Regions from separate parts of the Homo sapiens genome. Here region 2 is linked to region 1. Evidence: read pairs that join two places in POLR2A ChIA-PET (ENCODE). Cell type or tissue: OCI-LY7. All regions are shown on one strand. Each heading gives the region's core, and the rest is flanking DNA. Links, peaks and the distances in the headings are about the cores only. Region 1 has its middle 33 kb from the start of LINC01985. Region 2 has its middle 150 kb from the start of RBMS3-AS1.

The links. Peaks named below come from ENCODE experiments on the same cell type or tissue, not always from the same donor. Only the 100,000 strongest peaks of a DNase experiment are listed, where the experiment ranks them.
Region 2: POLR2A ChIA-PET joins it to region 1 with 8 read pairs; 2 of 35 experiments call an interaction of 5 or more read pairs at or near these places.

The regions. Positions count from the first base shown.
Region 1 is chr3:30,547,840-30,556,733 of GRCh38, reverse strand. No RefSeq gene overlaps it. Among named protein-coding and RNA genes, the nearest start is that of LINC01985, 33 kb to the right of the region's middle. RefSeq lists enhancers at 4,368-4,902, 4,988-5,520, 6,479-7,364. In OCI-LY7, for the core only: no CTCF peak of the experiment used is centred there; DNase peaks (open chromatin) are centred at 5,263 and 7,983.
Region 2 is chr3:30,082,237-30,091,130 of GRCh38, reverse strand. No RefSeq gene overlaps it. Among named protein-coding and RNA genes, the nearest start is that of RBMS3-AS1, 150 kb to the right of the region's middle. RefSeq lists enhancers at 4,884-5,761, 5,762-6,641. In OCI-LY7, for the core only: no CTCF peak of the experiment used is centred there; no DNase peak of the experiment used is centred there.

The DNA.
Region 1 (8,894 bases), core at 679-8,678:
GACAAGAAGTTCCATTTTCTCTAAGATGAGAGGGTTGAACTTGAGAACACTGAAGGCATGTATTTGTATGATTCAAGGAAAACCGTAAACTAGGGAATGAAGAATGATAGAATGTAGAGGCATGTTAAATCATACCTAATGATCAAAGAGTATTGGTGGAGTAAATAATGTGAGAAATAGATGGATATTAAAGAGAGGGTGATAGACTAAATCATTTTTCACAATTTTTATTATCTTTTTCTTATCAGAGAACAATTGCTCCTTCCTATTCCCATATGTCTTGCTTTGCTTCCTCGGAGAAGAGTAAACATTCTATCTCATCAACTTTGAGCTTGACTGTGTGACATACTTTGGCCAATGGAATGTGAATTTCACATAGAAACCTTATGAAGCATCATAAATTTTCAACAGAGCCCTTGCTTTTCTCCCGTGCCATCAAGCTTCCTCTCTCATCTATTTCACTGAATGAGAAGACATGTGAAACAGACCTATAGCTTGGCTGCAGTCAATCCACAGCTGAAATATGACATGAACAAGGAATAAGCCTTTGTTGTAAGCCAGTAAGAATTTAGAGTTTTTGTTACTGCAGCAAACTCATACAAAGAGGATCCAACAACTCATTGACAAGAAGCAGTCCAAGAAGAAAGTTGCAGAAGTGCAAAAATGATAATCTAAGGAAGGAATTGTGACTAGAAGCTGGGAAGTGGGTCAGGCACTAAAGAATGGGAACGTGAATTTGGTTGGGTAAATTCTTTAAATTTTGCCAAATGTCATCTTTTACATTATACAGCAAAGTGGTTATAAGTAGGGGTTCCGAGACCAGACACATAGGTTCTAATTCTCAATGCTCCATTGGCAAATTGTTTGTCCTTGGTCAAGTTATATAAATTCTTCTCTAAAACCGGGTAATAAATAGGATTGTGTATTCATTAGCTGGTGTACAAGGAGGATAAAATGTATCAACACCTAGCACTTCGGTGCTTGGTCTATATCACGCACTGAATAAATGCTAGTTAGTATTAATGTGAGAATTCTTTTTTTCACCCCCGTTATCCCAAAATACTATGCTTTGGGCTTTCCCTAGACAATGAGAAAATTACCAGAGCTGTAAACGTAAATCCTGACCAATGAATGAAGGTCTAGAAAAAATTGAGGCAAGACAACTAAAAGTTATAAAACGAGTAAAAATGAAAAATGTTTTCCTGGGCATGGGGGCTCACACCTGTAATCCCAGTACTTTGGGAGGCCTGGGTGGGCAGATCACTTTAAGGTCAGGAGTTCGAGACCAGCCTGGCCAATGTGGTGAAACCCTGTCTCTACTAAAAAAACTACAAAAATTAGCTGGGCTTGGTGATGTGCACCTGTAATCCCAATTACTTGGGAGGCTGAGGCAGGAAAATCACTTGAATCCAGGAGGCGGAGGTCGCAGTGAGCCAAGATTGCATGACTGCACTCCAGCTTGGGTGACAGAGGAGACTCCTTCTCCAAAAACAAAAAAAAGAAAAAGAAGAAAAATGTTTTGCCTATCTATCCAACCTTCTATTTTCCTGTGGATAGGCCTGTTTAATATTTGTACATATAAAATAATTATATATAATTTTAATAAATATGATATATAATTATATTACATATAAATATAATTATATATAGAATTCTTCCTTTGCCTTTAGTGTGTGTGTGTATATGTATGTGTGGGTGTTTATATATAGTGTGTGTCTATATAAACCTATATACACACATACTAAAGACAAAGGCAAAGGCCTTCAGTGTGTGTGTGTATGTGTATATACACGCTAAAGGCAAAGGAAGAATTCAAAATATTCTACTTTTTAGTTTAATTGCTATTATTAATTTTTATTGGAAACTTTTGAACATACACAAACTGGTGGGAATTGTAAAATGAGCCCCAGTGTATTCAGCACCTAAGTATAGCAATAATCGGCTCATGACTATTCTCATTTCATTTAAGCTCCTTCTTCCCCTGCCCCACTAGCTTATTATTAAGAAAATTCCAGACATCATAGCATTTGGTTTAATAACTTTGAAAAACAGTTTGCAATGAATCTTTTTCTAATAAAGGATAGCATGTTTGGACTCTTAGAGTTTCTTATTATCAATTACATAGCATCAGAAAATTAGAGTGTAATTATTAACTGGTGGGTGGTATATCAGCTTGTTAAAACACAAAGTATGAGCTGTGATCATGGTCTAGAGCCAAGAGTCTGCCACACATGCTTCCCACATGGCTTCAGGGCACTTCTTCTTCAAGTGCAGTGATGTGAGCAAGATATTTAAGAGTGGCACCTTATAAAGCCTAAAGAACAAATCATTGCCAAAAAAAGTCAATTCATTTTATTTCAACACATATTTAAAGACCATCAATAATCCAATATACTTTATTATTTGCGAAAAAATAGGTGATTGCAAGATAGCCCTGCCCTTATAGTCCCATAAGGAGAGAGACACATGTATAGTTAATTATAACCCAAGACAATTTGAAGACTTTTAGTAGAGAATTCCAAACCAAAGGCTGTATCATCACAGAGGGAGTGTGAGTCATTTTGTGTTTGGGGAGATGAGGCGAAGAGAGACAGTTTTCTAGAGAGAGCAATTTTTTTTTTTTTTTTTTTGAGGCAGAGTCTTTCTCTGTCACCCAGGCTGGAGTACAGTGGTGCCATCTTGGCTCACTGCAACCTCAGGTTCAAGCAATCCTCCTGCCTCAGCCTCCTGAGCAGCTGAGACTACTGCAGCGCACCACCATGCCTGGGTAATTTTTGTATTTTTAGTAGAGAGGGGGTTTCAAAATGTTGGCCAGGCTGGTCTCAAACTCCTGACCTCAGGTGATTCATCTGCCTTAGCCTCTGAAAGTGCTGGGATTACCGGCATGAGCCACTGCGAGAATGAGTAGCATTTTTGACTGGTGAACTAGAAAGTAAGTGGGTAAGAAAAGAAAACATTTTTTAAAAGGTGTGAACATATATATGCATAGAATATCAAAGGAATCAGTGATGTTTTGTATCCCAAATCTGGAACCTTCTTTCTAGTGTTATATAAATTTAAGTAGTGTTCTAGAAACTTTTTTTAAAAAATAACGACATCTCTTGGTGGCATCACTGAACACTTTCTACATACTGATGAAATTTTATGTACAAATTAAATAATAAAACATTTGTATTTATTTTACATATTGCCATAAAACGAGGGTCAGCAAACTATGACCCTCAGGCCAAATCTGGCCCTTTGCCTATTGTTGTAAATAAAGTTTTGTTAGAACATAGCCACACCCATTCAGTTAGTATAATCTCTAGCTACTTTAGTGCTACAATGGCAGAGGTGAGTAGTTGTAAGAGATCAACTATATTGCAAAGCCTAAAGTATTTACTTAGGGTCAGGATTAGTGAGAGCTTCCTTAAATTTTGTGACTGAGACACCTCACTTGCCTCACTTTAGTCCTGATCTTGTGTTTACTATCTGGCTCTTAACTTTTTCCAAGCCCTGTTATACAATAAAAGGCTTTGTAGCAGATAATACTCTTAAATTTAGCATTTTCCCTGAGATAAAATGACGTCTGTTCATTCTCTAAGGAACCAGAAGACTAGGAAGTGGTGGGTTGTGCACATTCATTAGTATACAGTAATACATTACCAAGTGGAAAATGTAGTCTGCCTTTTCTGCAAAGCATCCTGAAAAGTGACGTGGACCAGGGCTTTTCATTGATTGCAGTATGGATGAATCAAATAGGATTCATTTGTTGGTCTTTCCCTTTTCTTATTTATCCCATGTAATACACTTATCTTTTCCTTTCCAGATATTTCTCCCATTAGGTTGCATTATTATAAACTTCGGGTTATATGGGCAGATTGCTTTGTATTTTATGCTTTTTGAATCAGTGCATGCATTGAGTTCAATAAAATTACTTTCATACAACATAAATAACTAGACAACAAAAGATTAGCCAGAATAAAGGAAAACTCAAATGGAATGTCAATGCCTCTAGCCCCTTCATCTTCTCCTGTGTTTTCATCCACTCCCTCAGGTTACTCTAAAGAGTGCTCTAAATACGCCCTGAGCTTGTCATGTTTCTAATGAAGTATTCTTCCATATGAGTTCCATTGTCACTTTAGTCAGGGTGTTCTGTTCAGAGAAGATTGCTTTGGACAATGTTTTATGTAAATTTTTATCTATCTTTTATAGCTGTCACCATAAAGTTTCATATTGTACAGTTTGAGGGCATCACATCACCAATGTGACAAACAATAGACAGAACCAGGGATGCAGATATAATGTGAATATGCCAAGAGATTTGTAAATTTCTTTTTAAGAGAAGATACAGTGTAGGGGAAGAAAAATCATTTTCTCTCTTTCCTTCATAGTTCTTAACTGGGACTCCTTCTAACAAAAGACAGATTAAAAAGAGGAAAAAAAAATAGAAGTTAGTTAACATGTATTCCTCATGCATACATTGGAGAAAAACCAGTGAAATGAGAAGTCTCCAGAATGTATCTCAAAGAAGGCATTTAAACTTCAGACTTAAATATCACCATATTCTGAAACAACGAAGGGTGTGGGGAAAGGCCCAGCTAAGGTGAGATGAGCAAGAGAAGTGAAAGGTAAGGTTTGTTATGCAGATGCCTTCTCCATTGATGCTGGAATCTCTAGTGATTTAGTCTTCCTTCTCTTCTTGGTGTAGAGAGGAAGATACCCTTAACAAATGGACACTTAATTTACAGATATCAATTTCATTTACAAAAAGGTAACTTTTAAGAGCTATGCCTGTGTCTGCCTACTTTCTGAATGTAACCAGCTCAAAATAATCCTTATGTGAAAAAGGCATATTTGGAGTGCCCTATTCAGATCTACAGTCATATTTTGGGGTGGTGTTGAGTTCTGAGCCCCATCAGTAGCTACTCATTAGTATATTAAAATTGTTGGTGTATTTTGAAACTTCAAGGATATAAACATTATGTAATACAAAAGCTAATAATTGATTGGGTAAACATTAGATAACTAACAAAATAATGCAAATAGTAGGAAATACAAGGATGCATTTGAGGTTTCTAAAGCATTCCAAAGAAAAAGTAGGTTTTTTTCTTGTTGTTTATTTACAGCTGTGTGAAAATGTTACAGGTAGTTAAGCATGAGTAGGGCAGGAAAGGGCTCTCCCCCACCCACTAGAAATGTCAGGTGATGATGGTTCAGCAATTATCACATTGCTTCTCTAAAAATGATAGTTAGGCAGTGTCAGGGAGAGGCCATTTCCTGATGGTCCACACCTGTTAACATAAAAATGTTAATTGAATGCAGACCCCAGGGGGAAGCAACTTCCTGGGCATGCGTGTTAAGATAAAATCTTCTGGGTCACACTCCACTGGAAAAGGGAAGAAAGCATCAGATGGGCATGTGTATAACTACCTAAACATACTGAGCATGTTCAATTCCCAAAGGTAAGGAGAGCACCGAGCATGAGGAAAACCCACCCTAAGGGAAGAAACATGGGAAAGAGTTGAGCCTATAAAGTCCTAGGATCAAGGTTAAAGGTCATTTTTGCTGTCTTCTTCTGCTCTCTTTTCTCTCCTGGACCTTCAAGTGCCTGATTGGACGTCTTTCAAGTGAATTTTCCTATCTTTCCTATTCTAAAGCCTTTTTAAATAAACTTCCACTTCTGCTCTGAAACTTTCCTTGGTCTTTTTCTGCTTTATGCCCCTCAGTCAAATTCTTTCTTCCGAGGAGGCAAGGACTGAAGTTGCTGTGAACCCATACAGATTTGCCGCTTGTAACTCAGGGTAACTCAGATCTCTTCCACCGCTAACAAAAAGAGATATCAAATAGAGATAAATAAAATATTGTTCTGATGCCCAGCTAAAGTTAAGGATCTTAAATTTTTCATGGATCTGTTACCAACCATGGGTTCTTGCGCTTTCAGTGCAATAGAAATTGACATGAGGCCAAAAGAGTTCTCGCAGACAAGGCTTCATTGGAGCTTATGCCCGGGCATAAGGGAGACAGCATGAGAGAGAATTCCCCGACTCGCTTTCTGGAAAAAGCCAGTTGGGATATGAGGCAAAGCACAGGAATTTATATTAGGGGTAGGGTATGCAGGTCAGCATTATCTGGTTGTGATGGCTATCTTGAGTAATGGTTCACCTGGTGGTCTGGCCTGTGGCAACAAGGCTGCAAATCAATTGTTCAGCACTTCTTCCTGAGGTGAGACACTCTGCAACCTAGGTTTGATATTTTGGATTTCCTAAGGCCATTTCCTGGAATTCTTGAAATAAAGGGCATGGTTAAACATTGTGAAAGCACAGAAAGACAATATAGAATGGCTATTTTCTTTCTATGACTAAAGGCTTAAGTTAATGGTACAGTGTCAGGTAGTGGCACAGGTTTTGCAATCAGTGGGAATGCATGGAAGAATGCTCTAGTGGGGATGAACTGAAAAAAAGCCCTGTTCCTACTTTGTCTCAGATCTAGATTAAAATTTGATCAGTATGGATAACTGGAAACTATTAGTATTCTGTATGCAGGCATGGGAAATTGAATACATGAAATTTACTGAAGGTCGAAATAAAAAGTTTTTAAAAGGTGGTAGTATGATCACCTTAGAGAGCAAAGAAGACAAGGTACAGAAACCAAATGGTAGTTGAAAATAATAAAATACATAGTGGTGTGTGTGACTACTATATTCTATACTCTTTGCAGCTCAGAAATCCTGCTAACCGAAGTCTCTAGAAATTCAAGTTATGGGGACAAATGACTGGATAATGTTTATACATCCCACGTGTTTCAGGAAGAAAAACACCCTTCCCACACTCTCCAAAGTCTTCCAACTCCATATGCAATCAAGTGGTACACAATAGGGTGCTTATGTGGTGTTTAGCCCTTCCTCAAAAGAACCTGGCATAAGTCTCAGTAGGAGACAGGATATCAGAATAAATAGGTCATTGTTCCATTCCATTAGGGCAATTCTGGTGTTCCTGTTGCTTGACAAAGACACAAGTGCCGGGAAGTGAGGTCGATTGTTTCCTAGGACTCACATTTTAAAGTGCTCCTCAGTTGCTTCTTTTCAGAGTGGTTCCTTTGGTACAAGCCCAGCTGGAAAAAAGGTCTGGAGAACAATGCCACGGAGAGATAGTCTTTTTCTTTTATTCTATTTCTCCTGTTAACCATATGTTATCAATTACTTAGCAGCTCCATTTGTAAAGCATTTTTAAAATAGAAAAGTGAACAGGCAGCATCCTATCTGGCTTGGGGAAAATCTTGTGTTAAAAAGCGGAGTGAGGAAGTCTTGCCATCAGCATGATAGACCTGTAGAAGTCAGACCAGGGTTGGTGATACTCTTTTCCTAGTGATGAGGGCACATTTTAACCACTCTTCCATGTGCCATTTAATCTAAGAAACAACTGGATTTAGAAACTTTGGAAAGGTGTCTGTAATTAGTTTGCCAGGGCTGTCATAACAAAGAACCATAGACTAGGGGGCTTAAACAGCTGTACGTTATTTTCTTAATCATTCTGAAGGCTAGAATCCAAAATCAAGGTGCCAAGAGGATTGCTTTCTTCTAAGACTTCTCTCTTTGGCTTGCAGAGGTCCACCTTATTGTGTCTTCATGTAGTCTTCCCTTTCTGTGTGTCTCTGACCTTCTCTTCTTATACGGACACCTGTCGTATTACATTAGGGCCCACCCTTATTGGTGCAGAATTTTGCTCCTTAATTTAGCTACAACCGGGTTCTCGTCACACAACCAGAAAAATTTAGGCACGTGGAAAACATTGAAGAGTAAGTAGAGCAGGATTTTACTGGGCATAAAGGGGGGAAAAAAACCAGCAAAGCAAGATGGAATCCTGCTAACAGGTCTCCCACCTCACAGAGTGAATGACTCTCAGGCCACCACACAGGGACTGAGGAAGCCAAGCTCCTCCCCCTGACTTAGCTCCACCCCCTGACTGTGGCTCCACCCCCGACTGTGGCTCCACCCCCAACCGTGGCTCCACCCTGTTCCCCAGTTCACATATAGGCATGCTCAGACAAGGCCCTGGCAGGTTTCCTCATCTGCACAAAAACATCTGATGTAAACACTTGTGGGGTGGATCTATGATTCTCCAGGGACCCCTTTTTATCTGCCTAGGCATTTGGCTGTCTCCTATGACTTCGTTTTACCTTAATTACTCTTTAAAGGCCCTATCTCCAAATATATTCCTCTTCAAAGATTCTAGGGGTTAGAGCTTCAACACAGGAATTTTAGGGGAACACAGCTCAGCTCATAACAATGTCTTTTTCACTTCTTACTTGCAGAAACTCCCGGTTTAGCTCATGATTGGACAACTATGTCACAAAAATATATCTGGTTTATAAATGTCACTTGTGCTGCTGATGGCCCACTTCATATAACAGAAATGGGTTTTGACTGCCCAGGTTAAAGTGGAAGTCACAGGTTTTTCTTTTCCTGAGCTCCGGGCTCAAAAATGGAGCTTTTCCTAGTTTCCTCAGAATTGAGTGGCAGACTAAAGTGGGGAAGTCTCTGTCAAGTGCTGGTGAGGATTGACAATCTTAATATTGGATATTGATACCATTGTCACTATCAACTGAAAAATGATGAGATTCATACATTTGGAAAGGAGAGCTTTATTTCTCATAAAGGGTTGCTAGTCCGCAGGCTGGTCATCCTGCAGAGAAGCATAGCCTCTGGCAGAAGCCAAGAGCAAGCACTTGGAGGGAGTGATAAAGGGAACAGAAATTTATGCTGAGTGGGTTGGGTAAGTATACATACTCAATAGATCACAGGAGGAGCCATGAATATTTTATGAAAGGAGGAACATGAACATGAGCAGTTGCGCTTCATGCCTCTACGTGGGTTGCATGTTTAACAAATGGCACTGTCAGCATGATACATTGGT
Region 2 (8,894 bases), core at 681-8,680, 470 kb after region 1:
GTACATTAAATATCTGCAGTTATTTTGTGTATTAATTGCATCCTAGAAAAGCTATTAAAATGAATAAAGTAGGAGAAGCTGAAGAGGGGGAAATGGAGACTTGCTGTTCAATGGTGTAAAATTTCAGTCATGCAAATTAAAAGTTTGGAGATCTGCTATACAGTATTATGCTTATAGTTAACAATTCTGCACTATTCACTTAAAAATTGTTAAGAGCATGTATCTCATGTTACAAGGGTTTTTTTTTTATAATCACAACAAAAGAAATAAAAAGAAAAAAAGGAACTTACAAAGATTATGAGCCCTCACAACCCCATCTCAAGACATTCTATAAACAAGGGCTGTAATATATCAAAGATGGAGGCCTCCATCAGTGACAATCCAACTAAATTGCTTGAGAAAAAGATGAGTAACAGAGCTTTGGCATTTAAAAACATAAAAGATAGAGAGTTTGTGGACTCTGAATAGAGTGGAGGGTCGGCTGAAGGAAGACAGCAGGAAGGGACAGAATTCTATAATGGAAAAAAGTAGCTGGATTCTGAGCCCATCGGGTTGACATAACTCTGGGTTTCCTAATGGCCCCCAAAAATGTGAGGGCCAGTGAGCAGGGAAAAACATATCCTATTACCACCCCAGTTTCTTAGACTCAGAAATGGCAAAAAATCCAAATGTAAAGAGGCACGAATCATAGTGAAAGAATAAGGACTACACTTTTGCACTGAATATGGCAATAACTGTTTTATATCAGCTGCCAATATTTAGTGTCCTTGAACCCTTAGATATGCCCCATCTCAAAAATATTTTGTATCCTGGAAAGAACAAACCCCATCAACTCCCTTATTCAATTTTACATTCAATTAGATGCCCACAAGTAAGTGTTGTTTCAGACTTCATCTTATTACTATTTGTGTGTTTGGGTCCAACATGCCAGGGGTAGATGAAGAGTAGCTACATTGTTACAGAAGAAAAGTAAAAACCAGGAAGTGTTTATAAAGTAACTATTATTAGAAGCAATTCAGTCCAATTATTTACTGTCTACGTACACTATTTCTTAAACATCTACCTCACTAGGATGAATTCTGGAGTGTCCTGAAACCATTTAGCCTCAAAGGGTTCTGCTTTTGGGTAAACCAGTTTGCCAAAATTATGATAATTTTAACTGATTACCTTTAGCTTCCAAATAACTGTTTTATGGATCTATATTTTCTAATGAAATTTTAGATATGAGAAGAAAGAGTAAACCTATTTTGAAATTATAAAATTATGATAACTTTCACCATTCTTTATAGATCTGAAATTTGTACTTCATTAATCTGTTAAGTTATTGTTTTCTATGATTCCTCCTAATGATATATGTGAGTCAAAACCCAATCTAGTCTTGTTAATTTTTTCCCTGGAAGATGTGAGAAGAGGAGAAAATTCTTTATGAAGGGTTTGAGTCAACTTGGACGTCCAGGGAATTTTTTTTTTTCCCTCGTAGGAACATACAGAATTAAGACTTTTCTTCCTTATTCATAATGGAGTTATGCCACTATCATTGTGCCATTTCCTGAAATATATGTGGCATATCTTTCCTGAAAAATGTTACATAATATTAGCAAATATCCTGCTTAAAGTATAAAACTATTTGCTTGAGCTTTTTGATACATTAGGGAAAAATATTTTAATTACAGAAAAAGAAGTTGTAATTCTACTTCACTGTGGCTTCTACAATTTCTGCTGGAAACAGGCCCTCCCTTTGCTGCAATTGCTAAATGCGTTCCATAGTGTGCTTTGGACACAGTCCCATATTTAATCCTAATGACTGGGTAGAAAGTGCCAGCCCTGGGCTTCAGGACCACATAAGAATTGATGAGCCCCCCTTGAAACCAAGTGCAAGAGGCCGAAGGACTAATGTCTGGATATTGCTTTTCATTGCATTTAATAAGGAATAAAAGCCTTGGACTGCCCTCTGCTCTTTGTTTTCCCACAATTTCCATCTAACTGTTATTAAAGGAAACAAAGCACAGTCTAAAAACTTCTGATTTGCCAACTGCTAACTGCTAGATCTCTCATGAGAGCATACATAATACTTTCTATAGGAGAAGTGTACAAGTCCCCTTAGGAAGTCAGCATTGAAAGTCACTCTGATAGGGACAAAAGGCAGAGAAATTCTAGACAGAGAGGAGAGGGGAGGAGAAAAGAAGTAGCCAGACATCTGAGAGAAGCAGCTTGACTTCAGAGGGACAGCTTGATGGCAGGGCTTTGGAGAAGAGCCTTGCCAGGGGTGGCCAGACTCCAGGGGAAGACAACCTTCCCAGTCTATCCCCTTTTCGGCTCCCTTTCCTGATGAAAGCCACTTTCATTGGCAATAAAAATCCTCCATATTCACTACCTTTCAATTTGTTCATGTGACCTGATTCTCCTGGACATTGAACAAGAGCTTGGGAGCCACGGGTGCAGATGCTTTAGCCGTTTAATTCTTAAGCCCTCTAAAGATGGCAAAGCTAAAAGAGCACTGTAATACATGCCCTCTGGGGCTCCAGGGGTCACAGGTACACCCCTAGGTGCCGCCATGGGGCTGCGCTGAGTTCTGCTTTGGCTGGTGCCCAGAAGTACTAGTCCCAGCTCCTGAACCTGCTCACCTGTGTGCTCCTCCTCCCGCAAGGGGTTAAGAGCTACGGGCTGAGTAAGCAAGGCACCCCTTTTGCGAGGTCCGTTAAGGGGTCAGGGAAAATTTTCTGTTTCAACTCCACATGGAGTTGACTCTACTTATGGTCCAGTGGAGAAGCAACTACATGCCTAATAAAGACAATAGGAATTCAATGCAGCCCCTTAGGGACATTGGAGCCACCATCGTTAGCTAGTTGAAACTTCCTAGGTTGTTTTTAAGTTTTCTTCATCACTCTAACTCTAGTACTGAAATTTTCAGTTTTTCCTTCCTTGTGTTGAACTTTCATGTTTCTACTCTCAAGGAAATTATAGCTGATTGAGAACTATTCATAGAAAGTGGGTTGAGAAAATAGACATGTGCAGAAAGGTGTGAGCATATCAGTCAACGCATTTTCAACCTCTAAAAGAAGGGCACATTCGGCTAGGCACACTGGTGCAGGCCTATAATCCCAGCACTTTGGGAGGCCAAGGTGGGTGGTTCACTTGAGCCCAGGAGTTTGAGACCAGCCTGGGCAACATGGTAAAACCCTGCCTCTACATAAAATACAAAAATTAGCCAGATGTGGTGGTGTATGCCTGTAGTCCTAGTTACTCAGGAGGCTGAGGTAGGAGGATCACTTAAGCCTGGGTGGTTGAGGTTGCAGTGAGCCAAGATCATGCCACTGCACTCCAGTCTAAGTGACAAGGTGAGATCCTGTCTCAAAAGAAGAAGAAGAGGAGGAGGAGGAGAAGGAGGAGGAGGGAGGGAGGAGGACGGAGGGCACTTTTTTTTGAGACAGAGCTTGCTTTGTCGTTAGGCTGCAGTCCCGAGGAGGAGGAGGAAGAGGGGGAGGAGGAGGAGGTGGAGGGGGAGGGGGGAGGGGGAGGAGGAGGAGGGGGAGGGGGAGGAGGGAGGGAGGACAGAGGGCACATTTTTTTTTTGGCGACGGAGTCTTGCTCTGTCGTTAGGCTGGCGTGCAGTGGTGTGATCTTGGCTCACTGCAACCTCCGCCTCTTGGGTTCAAGTGATTCCCCTGCCTCAGCCTCCTGAGTAGCTGGGACTACAAGCACGCGCCACCATACGTGGCTAATTTTTTTATATTTTAGTAGAGACGGGGTAGGAGGGCACATTTTTAAGAAGAAAACTTTGAACACATTCATTGATGCTCTTCTCTTCTAGGACCTTTTTTAAGATTTATAGTGAGCACTTACTCATTGAGTATAAACATAGCTCTATGTAAATCAACATAGGGTCACATACTGTGAAGCCAAAAGTATCTAAGACAGGTCTCAATCAATTTAGAAAGTCTGTTTTGCCAAGGTTGAGAATGTACCCATGACACTGCCTCAGCAGGTGATTACCACATGTGCCCAAGGTGCTCAGGGCACACCTTGGTTTTACACATTTTAGGGAGACATGAGACATCAATCAATGTGTAAGATGTATATTGGTTTGGTCCAAAAAGGCAGCACAACTCAAAGTGGGGGCTTCCAGGTCATAGGTAGATAAGAAACAAGAGTTTGCATTATTTTAGGTTTTTGATCAGCCTTTCACTGAATTCACATTTTACATGTAGGGCTGTGGGTAGAGGAATAGGTATTTATGCCCTAGTCTAGCTCAGTGAATCTGCATTTTTACATAAATAATAGGGCAGAGGAAGGAACCAGATATGCATTTGCCTCAGGTGAGCAGAGGGATTACTTTTAGTTCTGTCAGTCCTTTGTCCCACCCCTGTGAAGATAAGCTATTAATTTATATTGTCAGTATAAAATTCAACAGAACTGTTTTAGGGTAAAGATTTTGAGGCCCACAAGGAATTTTCTTGTAGGCAAATTGTGAGAGAGGTATGCAGCTTTTTTTTTTTTTTTTTTTTAATCTTTGGAGCTATCTTATTAAGGAATAAAATGGGAGGCAGGTTTACCTGATGCAGTTCCTAGCTTGACTTTTCCCTTTGGCTCAGTGATTATGGGGTCCCAAAATTTATTTTCTTTTCACAATACATAAGCTCTATCTGATTTCTTCTTTAAAACTTTACTTGTGGATTTATTCAATGCAAAGTCTTGCATACTGATGAAATTTAGAGTTGAGAGACTGCAGGTTAACATTCAGAAAATTATTCTGTATAATAAAAGAGACACTAACCAGTTAATTTCAAACTTGGCAAGCCTATGATTGCCTAGTACTTCTCTGGATGCCTGTGTGTTTCTACTAATTCATAACATGGTAGAACATGGGCCAGAATGTGAGAGGAAAAAAATGATCTATTCTAACAGTTTCTAACTATCCAATCTTTTTTGAGAGAAAGTCTTCAAGAACCTAGCGTCAATTTTGTAAATTCAAAGAGTGGGCAAAAACATATATTGTAACTGAGAGTGTTGACGAGAAAAGAGTCAAACTCTGAAAAATATTTGAAGAGATTTATTCTGAGCCAAATATGAGTGACCATCACCCGTGACACAGCCCTCAGGAAGTCCTGAGAACATGTGCCCAAGGTGGTCAGGGCGCAGCTTGGTTTTATACATGTTAGGGAGGCATGAGACATCAATCAAATACATTTGAGAAATACATTGGTTTGGTCCAGAAAGGCGGGACAATTCGAAGTGGGGGGCTTCCAGGCTATAGGTAAATTTAAACATTTTCTGGTTGACAATTGGTTGAGTTTGTCTAAAGACCTGAGATCAATGGAAAGGAAATGTTTAGGTTAAGATGAAAGATTGTGGAAACCAGGGTTCTTTTGAAGTCTCATAGTGGCTGCTGTTAGAGACAATAGATGACAAACGTTTCCTATTCAGACCTTTAAAAGGTTCAAGACTCTCAGCTAATCTCTTCAGGATTGGGAGGGCCAGGAAGAAAAAGATCTAGCTATGTTAATAGAGATTCTTTACAGATGCAAATTTTCCTCCACAAAGGACAGCTTTGCAAAGGCCATTTCAAAATATGGCAAAGAAACATGTTTGGGGGTAAAATATTTTGATTTTCTCCTTTGTCACATGTTATGCCAGAGGCAGATTGGAAAGTCAGTCATGATATATATGGTTAAATAAAACCATCTGATGAGAATTTATGGTTTGTAAGGCATGACTTCCCAGACCCCTTAGATAGGAATGTGGGCAAGATAAGAAAAAATCAGAGCTTAGTCATCAGGACTACCCCCATTTTTCTAACAGATAGTTTATTTTCTCTCTATCTTTTTCCTCCTTTTCCCCACTTCCTATTTAGCCCTTTAGAAATGCAAATATAGCCTTTCACCTCCCCTTCACCAGGCATTCCCTACAGGTCAAGTTCTAACTCTGTGCTTAGGAGCCACAGAAAGGAACTCTCAGCCAGCAGGAGGTTTCCTGAAGAGATAACAGTCTATTTACAACCCAAAGTCTACCTGCCCAAGAAGAAGAAGAAAGTGTCAGCAGAACCAGCTGGGTAGATAGGGCACCAAGCTAACATGTGGACCCCTCATCTGCTCACTCCCCCTCCCACCATGGGCAGTTCATGTTAGGCACCCTTTAAAATTGCTCACTTTCGGCCCGGCGCAGTGGCTCACGCCTGTAATCCCAGCACTCTGGGAGGCCGAAGTGGGTGGATCACCTGAGGTCGGGAGTTTGAGACCAGCCTGACCAACATGGAGAAACCCCGTCTCTACTAAAAATACAAAAAATTAACCAGGCGTTGTGGCGCATGCCTGTAATCCCAGCTACTTAGGAGGCTGAGGCAGGGGAATCACTTGAACCCTGGAGGCAGAGGTTGCAGTGAGCTGAGATTGTGCCATTGCACTCCAGCCTGGGCAACAAGAGCGAAACTCCATCTCAAAAAAAAAAAAAAAAAAAAAAAAGCGCTCACTTTCTGCTTTGAAAGTGAAGTGGTGCCCTTAAAGGCAGGAAACCTGTACTTCTCCTGAGCTAGCTTTGGAATAAAAAGTCATTTTCTGTATAGCAGACCTTGCTCTTGTTAATTGAACTCCGTAAGCGGCGAGTTACTGAACCAGGGTTTCAGTTACAATATGACATGATTTATAGAAGACCAAAACCCCTCCCTCTTCCCAGGACCTATACTGTTTCTCTGAATATATTGCCATATTGTTCCCTTGACCATATAATGTTTCAAACATTTTATCCAGGGAGCTCTTATATGCAACAATTGTCACTTGGCAGAAATGAAGGATTGTGAATGAACAAAAAGTAAAAGAAGAAAAAGAAAACAAAATTGTTGAAGGGAGAAGTAGAAAAAAGTCTAAAATCTGGGGAACCATTAGAAAGCAGACTGCGTGACTGTCAAAGTCAAAGACTGACAAGTCAGGGAGTGACTTGGTCAAGGTTTAGGTGAAAGAGGAACTAAAAAATGATTTGGAGATGGTGAAAATATAATCTATTTCCATTTTGCTTAATTCTTACTTGATTTCTTAATTAGAACCAATAAGGGATGAATGTTGCTGTTTCTCCTAGATCTATATTAACATAAAGATACTTCTGGGCTGGACACAGTGGCTCATGCCTGTAACCCCAGCACTTTGGGAGGCTGAGGCGGGTGGATTGCTTGAGCCCAGGAGTTTGAGACCAGCCTGGGCAACATAGTGAGACCCCATCTCTACAAAAAATACAAAAATAAAAATCAGCCAAGTGTAGTGGCACATGTCTATAGTCCCAGCTACTCAGGAGGCTGAAGTGGGAGCACTGTTTGAGAGGTGGAGGTTGCAGTGGGGTATGACCATACCACTGCATTCCAGCCTGGATGTGAGAGTGAGACCTTGTCTCAAAAAAAAAAACAAAACAACAACAACAAAAAAACTTTGGTGTTCTGCCTAAGGGCATACAAAAACTTGGAGATTCCCTATAGAATTGTTTCTCCAGTTCCTTCTGGTGAGGCAGTGCTGGGATAACAGGGAACTGCACACTGGATAATAGGTTTACACTCTCTTCAGTGGCCACCCCGAATCAGGTATCTCAGCAAGCAGAAACCAACAGGAAGGTAAAAAACAAACTGTGTTTGCGGATGATGGCATAATACAGTCATATTGCCGCAGGCTCTCTTGTCCCTTTAAAAGAACAGCATCTCCTTTGCATCTACCATTTGGAGGGCACTCACCAATGGAGTAGTTTTATAGTGTGCTATTTTATTTTAAGAGTCACCCTAAATTGATTATTCAAACACAGCAGCGCATTAAGATTATTGCTGCACTGCTAGGGGAAAAACAAAGAAGAAGAAAAGGGACAAAGAAAAACATGTTCTGGCAGTTGGCAGAAAGCATGTCAATCCGATAGCAGAAGCTGCGACAGAGCAAAAGTGAAATATCTCTGCTTCTGTTAAGGAATAACATGTACAAAGAGTAGTCTTCTGAAGCAAACACATTGATAAACAGATGGCTCTGATCCTATCAGAAAAAATTCAACCAAGTAGTCACACTTTAGAACTGAAATACAGAGAGCTACTTGGGAGAAGAGGATGAGGGAAAGATAAAAATAAAACTCATAGCTCATTCTTAAGTCAGAGAAAACCCTTAATTAATCAGTTTTGGTTCTCGTGGTTCTTCATTCTCCTTTGAATAGTAAAACCTGGTCCTTCTGTGAGACACAAAAGACTCATCTACATAGAAAAGCCAGTTCGTTTCTCAGGTTCCTAAGTTCTGGTACCTGAAAGTAACTAGACCTTCTCCGGTCGTCCCCACACAAGCCAGCCTTAACCTGCTGCCTGCTGGGTAGGGTTTTTGCCGCTTTTCTCATCCCGCTGAACTATTTAGAGGATCGCAAGAGGAGATGAGTTTAAGAGGGACTTTTTCCACTCTCAGGGAAATCCTAGCCTTGATTTCTATGCCAGGCAAAATTCCAGTTTCTTTAGGGAAGACTCAATTTTTTGAGCCTGTAATAGCACTGTGGAAGAAATCTTGATATCTGACTTCTCACCTAAGATCTGCTAAGAACTAGTTATTCAACATTTTAAAAGCATGTGCACTTTGACATACCAATTCCACTTCTAGGAATTTATTCCTCAAGCATTCTTTCACACATGTACAAAATATCATTTGGACAATATTAAATGCTACATTTTAGGAAGAGCTAGAGTTTGTAAACAAGAAAATTTTAGCATTATGGGACTCGCTAAATAAGTTCTGGTACATCCATATACTGAAATATTATACAACCAATAAAGTGAATAAAGCTATTCCATACACAAGTGCCAGGTGTGTCCCACAAACCCTGGCCAATGGATTAAATGAGTACTCAGACACAGGCATGCAGTGTAAGAGAGCTAGGTGACTGCCTGGCTCTAGTGG